Linked DNA regions of Homo sapiens: all the other regions are linked to region 3. Evidence: chromatin contacts called from ENCODE Hi-C or POLR2A ChIA-PET data. All regions are on one chromosome and are shown on one strand. Each heading gives the region's core, a stretch centred on a gene start or an enhancer-like site at or near the end of the contact. The rest is flanking DNA. Distances are from core to core; before and after follow the strand shown.

Region 1 (3,763 bases), core at 1,155-3,654, 35 kb before region 3:
GCTGCTATTATTATCATCCTATTTTTACAGATGAGGAAACTGAGGCACCGAATGGTTAAGTAATTTGCCCAAAATCACACAGGTAGTAAATGGTGAAGTTGAGAATTCAAATCCCAGATTATCTGAAGCCAAAACTACTCAGCCACTGATTGCACTTTCTATCCCCACACTGCTTCCAAACACATCCACCCCTATGCCCCCAGCCTCATCATCTTAACCTCTACACCAACATTTCCCAAAGGAAGTCTGGGGCTTGTGACATCAGAACCCTCGTCAGAACTGCAACCCTTCCCTGATGCACCAAATCAGAATCTCTGGAGGTGGGATCTAGGAGGCTCATTCTTGACAAGTGTGCTCAGATGATGTGTAGTTGCCCTTGAAAATTTGAGAACCACTCCACTGTGCTTTACCTTTTTATATCCAATACATCAAAAAGTCTAGATGGAAAAGAAGGTTAGAAGGCCAAACTATTGTGAGATTCATTGCTAGAAGGCATAATTGCCTCAAAATATCTTTAAAATGAATAAAGGCAAAAATAACTAAATAATACTAGTTTTACTCATCCATCAATTAGTTCACCAGAAACCTGGCTTGGATTAAAACATTCTGTATTGGGCTGTCCAACCTGATGAGACATGAGACACATAAGGTTATTAAGCACATGAAATGTGGCCAGTAAGATCAAGACATGCTGTAAACATAAATCACTTAATGGAGTTAGAAGACTTAGTGCTCCTAAAAAGTAAAATATTTTTGTATTGATTATGTGTAAAATGATAATATTTGCTATCATTGTTGGGTTAAAATATAGTATTTAGATTCATTTCACTTTTAATGTGACTGTGAGAAATTTCCGTCAAACATGAAATCACATTTCATTTTTCTTGGACAGCTCTGCTCCAGACTTTCAGAAATGCTGGCAGAGTTGGATTTAGCTGCCTTTGGTTTTGTAAGAAAGAACCCATCCCATGAAAACAGTTTTGCATTTTTAGTGACACTAATAGGGAGTTTCATTTTATCTTACGTAGAGCTCATGAAATAAAGTCCTTTTAGAGTGGAGCAAAAACCTGCCTGCCTATTGATCTGACATGCTTCCTTTTAGTATCAGAAGACCCAGTCTACTCTTTTTGCCTTGGCTGCCTGGATGCTCAGCTCTAGATTCTACCACATACCATCCTTTCTTGTGTAATTCTTTCTTTTCTCTCCCACACCCAAAACCACTCGTTTCCTTAGCCCTTGTCCTTTATAGAATTTCATTGCTTCCTTCTCTTTCCCCGCGACCCGTCTGGATTTCTTTGGGGAAATGGGTAGGCCAGGAACACATCTCTAGGCGTAACTACAATGAATCCCCAAGGTTGCTTCTTTCTCCTGCACAGGGGACTGGGAGGACGCTGCGCCGGCAGAGGAGCGCGGTACCCGGGACTCCCTTTTCAGCACCCCAAGGGGCGGACAGTTCCAGGGCTCGAGGCCCCGTACTCTTCCAGGACCCGTCAATCATTCGATCATTTCCGCCCGCGTTTCCACCTGGTACCTTGTTCGGTGCTGCTGGTGACCACCACAGGCCCGGGCCTTCCCGACCCACGCAGCTGCCAGAGGCGGAGACTGGCGCCTGGCGCTGGGGGGAAAAATGGCCCTCTGGAGATGGTTGTTGAAGACCCCAGGGTCTCATCAAAAGGTTCCACCCGGAACCAGGTGGTGGCGGTCTCACATCGCTGAGGGAACAGGACCCCGGATGAGAGGCAGGGATTTAGGATGCAGCAAGGGGCAGGCGGCGCAGCTCCGCGAATGCCCCTCCCGCGACGGGGCCTCGCTCTGGGCTCCCCGCCTAGATCTGGGCCGCTGGGGCCAGGGGTGCGGTGGGGCGATGGTCTGTGACCCCTGCGCGGCTCAGAGCCTAGGGGACAGGGGCAGGAGCGGAAAGCGCGGGCCTGATTACCGGACGTGGAGACGCTGTCGCTGCGCTTCTGGCGGCCGAGCGCAGGCGGCGGACGGCTGGGAGCCAGCGGGGCAGCGGGCTCGGGGCCCCTGGGCGGCAGGAACGGCACGTCCGCTAGGAGCAGGCAGGGTGCTCGAGCGGCCGCCGGCGGCTGCGTGCCGAAGCCACAGAGGAGGCCGAGTCCCAGCGGTAGGGCCCCACGCGCCAGGCTGGAGCCGTCAAGCCCCGGGCCCGGGCACGGCGCGACTGCCGGACCCTCGCAGCCAGATCCCTGTCCTGGGCCAGCGGGCGCCGGCAGCTCGGCCTCCAAGCCCAGCAGGTCCGTGATGGCGAAGCCCCGGGGGCGCGAGCCCCTAGGGGAACCGCCAGGCACCAGCGCCCTGCTGCTAGTGCGCCCGTCGGAAAGCGAGTCCCGGCCGGTCATGGTTCCTTAGCAAGCAAGGCGCGAGCCTCTCTGGATCCCGTTTGCGGAGGGCCCAGCTTAGAGGAAGCTTTATAGGATTGGGCTGCCGGTCGGGCGCGGGAGGCCTGAAGGGCTCCAATCAGCTGGGCGCGGGCGCGTCGCCGTTCCGGACCCCGCGAGATGGGGACGCCACCAGTTCCCCTCCCCTCGGTTACCGCCCACCCAGCTGCAGTCCCCTCAGTCACCTCCTTCTCCTCCTCTCTTCTGTCCAGCCCACCCCACCCCACCCCACCCCCATTCTAGGAGGGAGGGGAGGAAAGAAGGTAAGGGACAGTGACTCCGCTGTCTGCCTGTCCCTCGAAAAGTCGCAAGTTCTACATCCTGGCGTGGCCTTCTCCTTCCTTCCAGACTCTCTGGGTGGAGGCCCCACTCCCAGCTGCCCTGAAGCTTCTTTGATGCGACCCAACTGCCTATTAAGACCTAGGACCCCATTCCCAACCACACCCCGATGGCTACCCCATATATGTCCCCAGCCAGCCCTCCACCTCCGCCGCCGGTGCCACGAAGGCCTTCCTGTAAGAAGGCCTTCTCTGAAAATCCCCAAGGGGAAAGGAATGAAAACCGTGTATTTAATCCATGGTCATCCTACCTCCATCCCTTTAATCCATGGTCATTCTACCTCCATCCAAATCCACCCCCAGGTCCATCCCCAACACTCCACGGGCTGAACTGTAGGGGGTGGCAGACTCACAAGAGCTGGGGAAAGGGAGAGAAGCAGAGAGAGGAGTGGACTGCCCGGGGCTGAGACGGGCAGGGTACCAGGTTTAACCAACAAAACACTGTCGGCTCAGTGAAATGTGATTTCAGATAAAAAAGGAGGGCTTTTTTTTTTTGTAGGAGTATGTATCAGTATTTTATCCAGCAACCCTAAATTGGGGAGGAGTGGAGGGAGGTAAATTGAAATAAAATAGAGTCTGTCTACTGGAAAGCACACCTTTTCATCGGGGCTTACAATTTATTGTCCAATTTCACGATTATTCAAAGAAAGCCTGATTCTTTGAATAATCAGTGAAACTCTGATATTCGCTAAAGTTGGCCCCAAGCACGTGGGTAAGTAACTACTGGTTCGCGCTTTGAACCCAACCAGCCCTCATCGCTCGGAGCCCTGCGTCCCCCGCTTCCCAATCCCAGAACCCCGGAAGCAGATCTCCTCAGTCCCACTCCCTGAGGGTCCTACAGTCCGAGGTCCCGCAGCGAGGGAGGAGCAAACGCCTGAGCTCCGCGGGAACCCGGCGCGGCTGCCTGCGCGCACGCAGGGACCGGAGCCCGAGCCTGGGCCCTGCAAAGTGGGTCTCCCACTCGCTGCGCGTTCGAGTGGGGCCTCCGCTAAACATGCAGATTAAACAAGGGGCTTCCGATAAGGA
Region 2 (3,403 bases), core at 146-2,645, 62 kb after region 3:
TCTGAAAGACAGGACTGGTACAGTCAGTGAAACTTTGGATGCATCGATTGGATGGCTGTGTTGTGTCAGTGCTAAATTTCTGGTTTTGATGAGGGGACTGTGGCTGTGTAGGGGAGTGTAGGAGCCTAGGAAGAAGACGGACTCTCCAGAGGGAGAGGGCCAGGCCCAGTTAATAACTGTAGTTATTAAACTCTGGAGCAATTGCTGTCTGCCCCACACAGTCTATGATTATAGATAGTCTTGTTGCTTAACTGCTCAGCAGACAGATGCTTGATTCCTGGGGCCATTGCATATTTGTAACACCTAGGAGGTCTAAAATATTGGCAGGCAAGTTTGTTTATCCAACACTGAATGAGATCTGGATTTGCCAGTCACTGTGCCAAGCACAGGGAAGCAAAGGGACCTGAGGCCCAGACCCAGGCCTTTGTAGAATGTGCCCATTCCAGCAGGAGTGGCTGGAGGGCTCCCCACAGATAAGGACAGGATGGGGTGCTCTGTGCCAACTGGTGAAATGAGAACAACCGCAGGAATGCAGAGGAGGAAAAGGAATGTGTGTGGAAAAAAGACAAATGACACGGAGAAGTAGTAAGAGCAGAAAGACCCTGTTTAACGTGACCTTCAATGCATTTTCTTTGAGATGAGTGTGGGCTTGCCTGAAAAGGTGAGAAGACAAGATATGTTCAAGGCATTCAGCCATGATGGCACCATTACACTCCAACCTGGGCAACAGAGCAAGACCCGATCTCTGAGGGAAAAGAAAAAAAAAGAAAAAAGAAAAAAAAAAAATATATATATATATAATAATGACTTTTCTGTATTTAATTCATAAGTGAGAGGCTTCCAAACTTACCTTAAAAATGCACTATGTCAAGGCACAGTCTCTCACTTTTGACAGAACTTGTGAGGAAAATGCGAGCTGCAAAATGTTTTCCTGTCTGAGCCTCCTCTTCACGATGGGAATGCAGTGCTCAGGGAAACACATCCCAGCTCCATGAGAGAAGGGAGGGAGTAGACTAGTATGCTCTGAGCTCCCTTTCTGCTCCAAAACTCTAAGATTCCATGAGTTAGGGTGTCAGTGACCCTCCCCCAGTGGCCCTCAGACCCTAGCTTTCCAGCACCAACTCCAGTCAGCTCCAACTGCCTGTATCTCATCTCTGGGCCCGAAGGCTCTTTCAAGAACTTGAGTGTGCAGCAGGTCAGATATGCAGAGGGAATAGCACTCAACAATAACTGACAGGACCCAGTGTATAAACACTCCAGCACCCTCCTGCCTCAGGCTCAAAGCATTATGACTTATGACTCAAGGCATTGAGTCATCATTTGTAATAGAAAAACTTGGAAATATATGGCAAGATATGTAATAGCCACACAACACCTCTCTCTTCCTTTGGAGTGCAGTGGTGCAATCACAGCTCATTGCAGCTTCTCCAGCCTCAGCCTCTCCAGTAGCTAGAGGTCTTGCTATGTTGCCCAGCCGGTCTTGAAATCCTAGGCTCATGTGAACCTCCTCCTTGACCTCCCAAACTTCTGGGATTACAGGCGTGAGCCATGGTGCCAGGCCAAAAAAAAAATGTGTAGACAGCCCCAGCCTCCTCCTTGTGATACTATACTGCCGCCTAATGTCCTCTCAACAAATGACACCAAATACATTCTCCACGTGGATTCAGAAATTGTATAAACAAGGTTGAAGTTGAAACATTTTATTGTGATAGGAAAACATTTTGGAAACCAGTCTGCACATATGCACGTATGCTTGTGCATTTATGAAGTATATCTGGAGAACACAAATAAGCTGTTAACAGCAGATGCCTCCAGGAAAGGGAACTGGCAGGCTGAGAAATCTACCAAAATCATGGTGATGACGATGGTGATGACGTTATTTTGTATCTTTTAAATTTTGAGGCATACAATGTCCTGCTAATTGAAAAAAATTTTTAACTTAAAAAAACATTTATTAAATGTTGACGCTATGATGACTAAGGGGCCATCTTTTCTTCATTCATTGATTAGTGTTCTTAACAAATACTTACTGAATGCTTCCTGTGAGGGGGGCACTGTTTGGAGGAAAAACAGTGAGGAAGACACGCTCCCACCCTCCTGGAGCAGAGATGCTCAGAGGACTGCCCGGGACACCGCATGGTGAAGGTGGCCGAGCCCACGGCCTGGGTCTTAGGCTGGCCGGCCACGTGGAGCGGCACCCACCCAGCCCTGCTGCCGTGAGTCAGTGCCGTGGGGAGCAATCGCATGCATGGGCTTCAGACCTGCATTGGGCCTCTTTATTTGGGCACTTCAGCCTTATCCTAATTAATATGACACTTCACAAGCAGCATATAAGGGACATTTTATTCACCCAGCAGGTGCAGCACACACATTCTTCTCCAGTACCATGGAAAACTTGCAAAAAGTTACAAAGAGGGATACAAAGCTCATGTCAACAACCTCCACAGAGTGGATATCAGAGATGACACTCCCTGGCCCACAGCTCAATCAAGTGAGAATTCACTGATTAAAAGGTAAATTTAGAAATTAATTCAAAAATTTAAAAATGTTTCTTTTTTAATCTTTTTTTAAAGTTTATTAGCAATCTAAAAAAATACTGGTTATTTTTTTGACTTAAAGAAACCACTAACTTGCTAATCTCTAGGACATACAAGTTCCATTTATGGTCATGAACTTCATAGTAGGCCAAATGTAGGATTTAAAATCCAAGAAACAAAAAAAAAATTATAGAATTTTAACCTCACAATTATTTGAATGTCATTTTGGAAAAGTGCTACCTGAGACGCAGACACTGAGGACATACCTGTATGTACATGTTGGTCCTGACCTCCACCTCCCTTTGTACTCACACTAAGAAGTACCCCAGTTACTAGAGTAAACAGAATAGAAGGAAAGAAGCTGTGAATAATTACTTATGAGAAAGGGGACACGACCATGGCACAGGTGCTTCCTAACTCGTACTGTGACATACTCTCTCTTCAAAAACTGTCCTTAAATGTTTGAGGTGATGTATATCCTAGTTACCCTGATCTGATCATTACACATTGTACATATGTATCAAAATATCACATGTACCTCAAAAATACATAAAACTATGATATAGCAAGTTTTTTTAATACGTTAAGTTCTAGGGTACATGTGCACAACGTGCAGGTTTGTTACATAGGTATACATGTGTCATGTTGGTTTGCTGCACCCATTAACTTGTCATTTATATTAGGTATTTCTCCTAATGCTATCCCTCTCCCTGCCCCCTTCCCCACAACAGGTCCCAGTGTGTGATGTTCCCCACCCTGTATCCAAGTGTTCTCATTGTTCACTTCCCACCTATGAGTGAGAACATGCGGTGTTTGGTTTTCTGTGCTTGCAATAGTTTGCTCAGAATGATGGTTTCCAGCTTCAT
Region 3 (3,710 bases), core at 897-3,396:
AAATTGGAAAAATGTACATTTCAGAAATGTTTCTGGCAGCTCTGAACAAAAATGAATATAAGTCAATCTATTTCCATTTTGTGTGTCACCTTAAAGTGCCTTAAAATGCATGACAGATGGACAGAAAGACAGATACAGCTATATACACATATACATAGGAATTGACTTTATAGTTATGCTTCTGACAGATTTAGCACAGCCTCTCCTGATGCAAGTGGGAGGAATTAATCCTGCTCAAATGAAGCCGGTTTTCTCAAATTCAGGGACTTGATTCCTAGATTATGCTTTAGGAAGATGTTGATCCCGCCCATGTATACAGTATGTGTTTGGAACTGCAGTGTAATCCAGGCTTACAGCATGAGCGTTAATGATTGCTAAGTGCTTTATTTACAGTACATTCCACAGGGCACTTCCTGAGAGAAACTGGGTAGAAATGGCTCCTGACTTATAACAGGATGCTTGTGCCCAAGTTTTTTGTGTTTTTTGTTTGTTTTTGAAACAGAGTCTCACTCTGTCGCCCAGGCTAGAATGCTGTGGCACAATCTTGGCTCACTGCAACCTCTGCCTCCCCGGTTCAAGCAATTCTCCTGCCTCAGCCTCCCGAGTAACTGGGATTACAGGCGCCCACCACTATGCCCAGCTAATTCCAAGTTCTAAAATTCTTTTTTACATCTTATGTTTTATGAATTTCCTCCAGTACACTTTATGCAAAAGTCAGTAAAAATATTTCTCCTATAAGTCTAAACAAATGTTTAAAAATATGTAAGTTAGGAAGTTATTTCCAACACGCATATTCTTTTCACATGCAGAAGTAATGGTGAGAATTTTTCATATCCTTTGCAGCAGACTCCCGGCCCCGGGGCTGGGCCCTCAGCAAGCTCATTCCTGTGGCTGGGAAGGCTGGGGAGGCAGAGCTGGCTTCCTAGCAGCCTGGGGTTTCCTCGGGTGGTTTTTGTGCAAGTTAAATATGCTAAGAAAGTTTGGTTGTAGGATCAGTGCCTGACCAGATGCCTTTGCCTTTTACTGGCTGGTGCTGCCACACACACACACACACACACACACACACACACACACACACCCCTGATGCTGTGAGACTTGGCAGCTACAGGCTCACTGGGCATCCTTCCCTGGAGAACTGCCCGAGGCTGGCAGAACCACCTGGCTCCAAAATGCCTGGAGGCCCAGCTTCCTCCACTCACCCTCAGCTGACCCGATGGGTCCTCCGCTGTGCCCCTTCCTCAAGGCAGGACTTGCTGTGGACAATTCATCCCTCACATCCTTGCTCGGTTCCTTCCACTCTCCTATCCAGCTTTGCTCACTCCCTTCTCCTCAATAACACACAAGCACCAAATCCCTGCCTTAGGATCTGCTTCCAGGAGACCACCTAAGCCAAGTGGTCATTTGGCTTAGTCAACCTCCAAGACTGGCATTTATATGGCTGTAACACGTAGAACTGTACATTTAAAAGGGTGAACTTTATTGCTTTTCAATTATACCTCAATAAACCTGCCCTTAGAAACAAGATGAACTTCATGGAAAAATAGTTACTGCTATTTTGGAGAAAATATCCAAACATGTTAACCAATGAAAAACCTCAGAAAAGCAAAAAGGGAGGCAGGGAAAAGCTATCCTGCATTTAAAATATTCTCCTGGCCCACCGGCTTGCAGCTGCCACAGGTGGAGGACAAGACAAGGGGTGGGTCTTTCCAGGGTGCCCCAGGTGCTGACTGAGCAGCCAGTATGTGATAAAATCTCCTTCTTGAGAGAAAAGGAGGAAGCACAAGACAGGGAAGGGAAGCGCAGCTCCAGGAAAGGGGTGGGCGGAGGGGCTATGGTCTCTGCTGTGCCATTCAAACGCGTGTCGCAGGGACCTCTGAGGGCTGTGCTCTCATCTGCCTGGCTGCCCTGTGCTCACAGGGCCAGCATGTGATTATTTGGGATCTGGTGTGGGTTTTCTCTTGGTTGTTTTATTTTTCACTTACCAGCTGCGTGTTAATAGAAAGTCCCCTGACTGAAGGATTTGCCCGGGATTTCTGTAATAAAAATAGAAGGATTTGTCACAAACGCTGGAAGGACCCTCTGCAAAAGTGGTATTTTTCACGTGATCATGAGCCCCAGAACATATTGTCATCCCGGGCTGCAAGCCTGGCCTCCTCACTGAGTGGCAGTGACAGATGTCCCCTGTTAATGTCCAGTGATTGAATGTCACTGCAGAGGCCCGTCCTCACCCACACAACCTGTTCCTTTCTTTCTGCAGCCACTGTGTCACGCTTGTCACAAAATCCACATTTTCTGCACATTGTTGGCCTTCTCCAGCAGTGAGCCCTTGTGCCAACCCTGCCCTGCTCCCTCCTCGGCCCATCCCCGAGGACACTGGGGGACAAATAGTACCATCACTGCTAAGTGATAATAAAGGCTGGCAGGAACACATCCTCAGCTTGGGGCGGCTACAAGGAAGGAAAGAAATAAAGAAAAAAGCTCATGAAGTTGCTGGAGTCATAGTCTCCTCCTGGGAATTCAGCCCAAGAATACAATTTATCAGAAATAAAAAGCTCTATTTAGATGGAGATTTATTGAAGCACTTGCTATCATAACAAAACACTGAGAACAACTTGAAAATCCTTTTACAGGTAAATAAATGATGATAAATTCTCTTGATTGGTTACGGCAGGACCCTTAATAATTATGGGGCACTGGTTAAACGTGGCAAATTGAGCAGCAGTTTTTGTTTTCATTGCTTCCCCAAGTACTACCAAAATAAAAGCAAAAGGGAAAAGTATACAAATGCACAGAGACAAAGAAAACGGGAGGGGAGAAAAAGGCAAAGGAAACAGTAGACAAGGAAGGTCAACAAAGATGGAAAGAGCGTGAACAGAAAAGGCCCAAGTTCCTGAGGAGGGGACACCACTAAAATGTGGGTCATCGTGTGCCACAGAAACCCAGAAAGGCTCAGGAATTGGACTCCCCAAGTACCAGGGAAAGCAGGATGAGGCTGGAGCTAAGAGGGAAAGTCTGCAGGGGAAACAAGCAGATGCCTAGAAGACACTGTCAGGGCTCCAGTGGCCCCAGAACCATCCTCCCCCAGCCGTCGGGAAGTGGGAGTGTCTTCTCTGGAGAAATGACTTAGATACATTTCCAAGGTGGAGACATCCAGCAGTGGGGGCAGGACTAAGGCACCAGACAGAAAGGAGTGATTATGACAGAAAAATGTGAGATCACTCAGGCCTAGGTCACTAGCCTGGTGCCTAATGACCTGCAGGAAAACCCACAGGTCAGCAAGTGCCCCCACCACACTCACGTGCACATCCTCACATGCACTCATACAGACTCTCATGCACACATACACTCTCACGCACACACACTCACATGCACACACACTCTCACATGCACACACACACTCTCACATGCACACACAGTCACATGCACACACAGACTCTCACATGCACACACAGACTCTCACATGCACACACACTCACATGCACACACAGTCACATGCACACACAGACTCACATGCGCACACACACTCACATGCACACACACTCTCACATGCACACACACTCTCACATGCATACACACACTCTCACATGCACACACACTCTCACGTGCACACACAGACTCTCATGCACACACACTCTCACATGCACACAGACTCTCATGTGCACACACAGACTCTCACATGCACACACAGTCACATGTGCGCACACACTCTC

The links. A loop is a pair of places that touch in the nucleus more often than their neighbours do. ChIA-PET counts read pairs that join two places held with the same protein, here RNA polymerase II (POLR2A). Pooled maps may share reads with other maps.
Region 1: a map of aorta shows a loop between it and region 3 (2.6-fold over the local background). The contact joins the promoter of VSX1 here to the enhancer-like site in region 3. A Hi-C loop is called at or near these places in 4 of 168 maps with a recorded cell type or tissue (A673, aorta, gastrocnemius medialis and 1 more) and 4 of 50 pooled maps.
Region 2: a map of heart right ventricle shows a loop between it and region 3 (2.2-fold over the local background). The contact joins two enhancer-like sites. A Hi-C loop is called at or near these places in 5 of 168 maps with a recorded cell type or tissue (GM23248, chondrocyte, heart right ventricle and 1 more) and 1 of 37 single-sample maps with no recorded cell type. POLR2A ChIA-PET finds 5 or more read pairs at or near these places in 1 of 52 experiments (Panc1).

What each region holds. Positions count from the first base shown.
Region 1 is chr20:25,079,737-25,083,499 of GRCh38, forward strand. It overlaps VSX1 (visual system homeobox 1), which reads right to left and starts at 2,405. Exons shown (of 5, transcript NM_014588.6): 1 at 1,937-2,405. The coding sequence starts at 2,360. RefSeq lists enhancers at 2,394-2,923, 3,687-3,763.
Region 2 is chr20:25,177,741-25,181,143 of GRCh38, forward strand. No RefSeq gene overlaps it. Among named protein-coding and RNA genes, the nearest start is that of ENTPD6, 16 kb to the right of the region's middle. Within about 2 kb of position 1,396, at least 15 of the 41 ENCODE cell types and tissues checked have a DNase peak (open chromatin) inside an H3K27ac peak, as active enhancers do.
Region 3 is chr20:25,115,070-25,118,779 of GRCh38, forward strand. No RefSeq gene overlaps it. Among named protein-coding and RNA genes, the nearest start is that of VSX1, 35 kb to the left of the region's middle. Within about 2 kb of position 2,147, at least 2 of the 41 ENCODE cell types and tissues checked have a DNase peak (open chromatin) inside an H3K27ac peak, as active enhancers do; they include gastrocnemius medialis, where a contact is called at or near this core.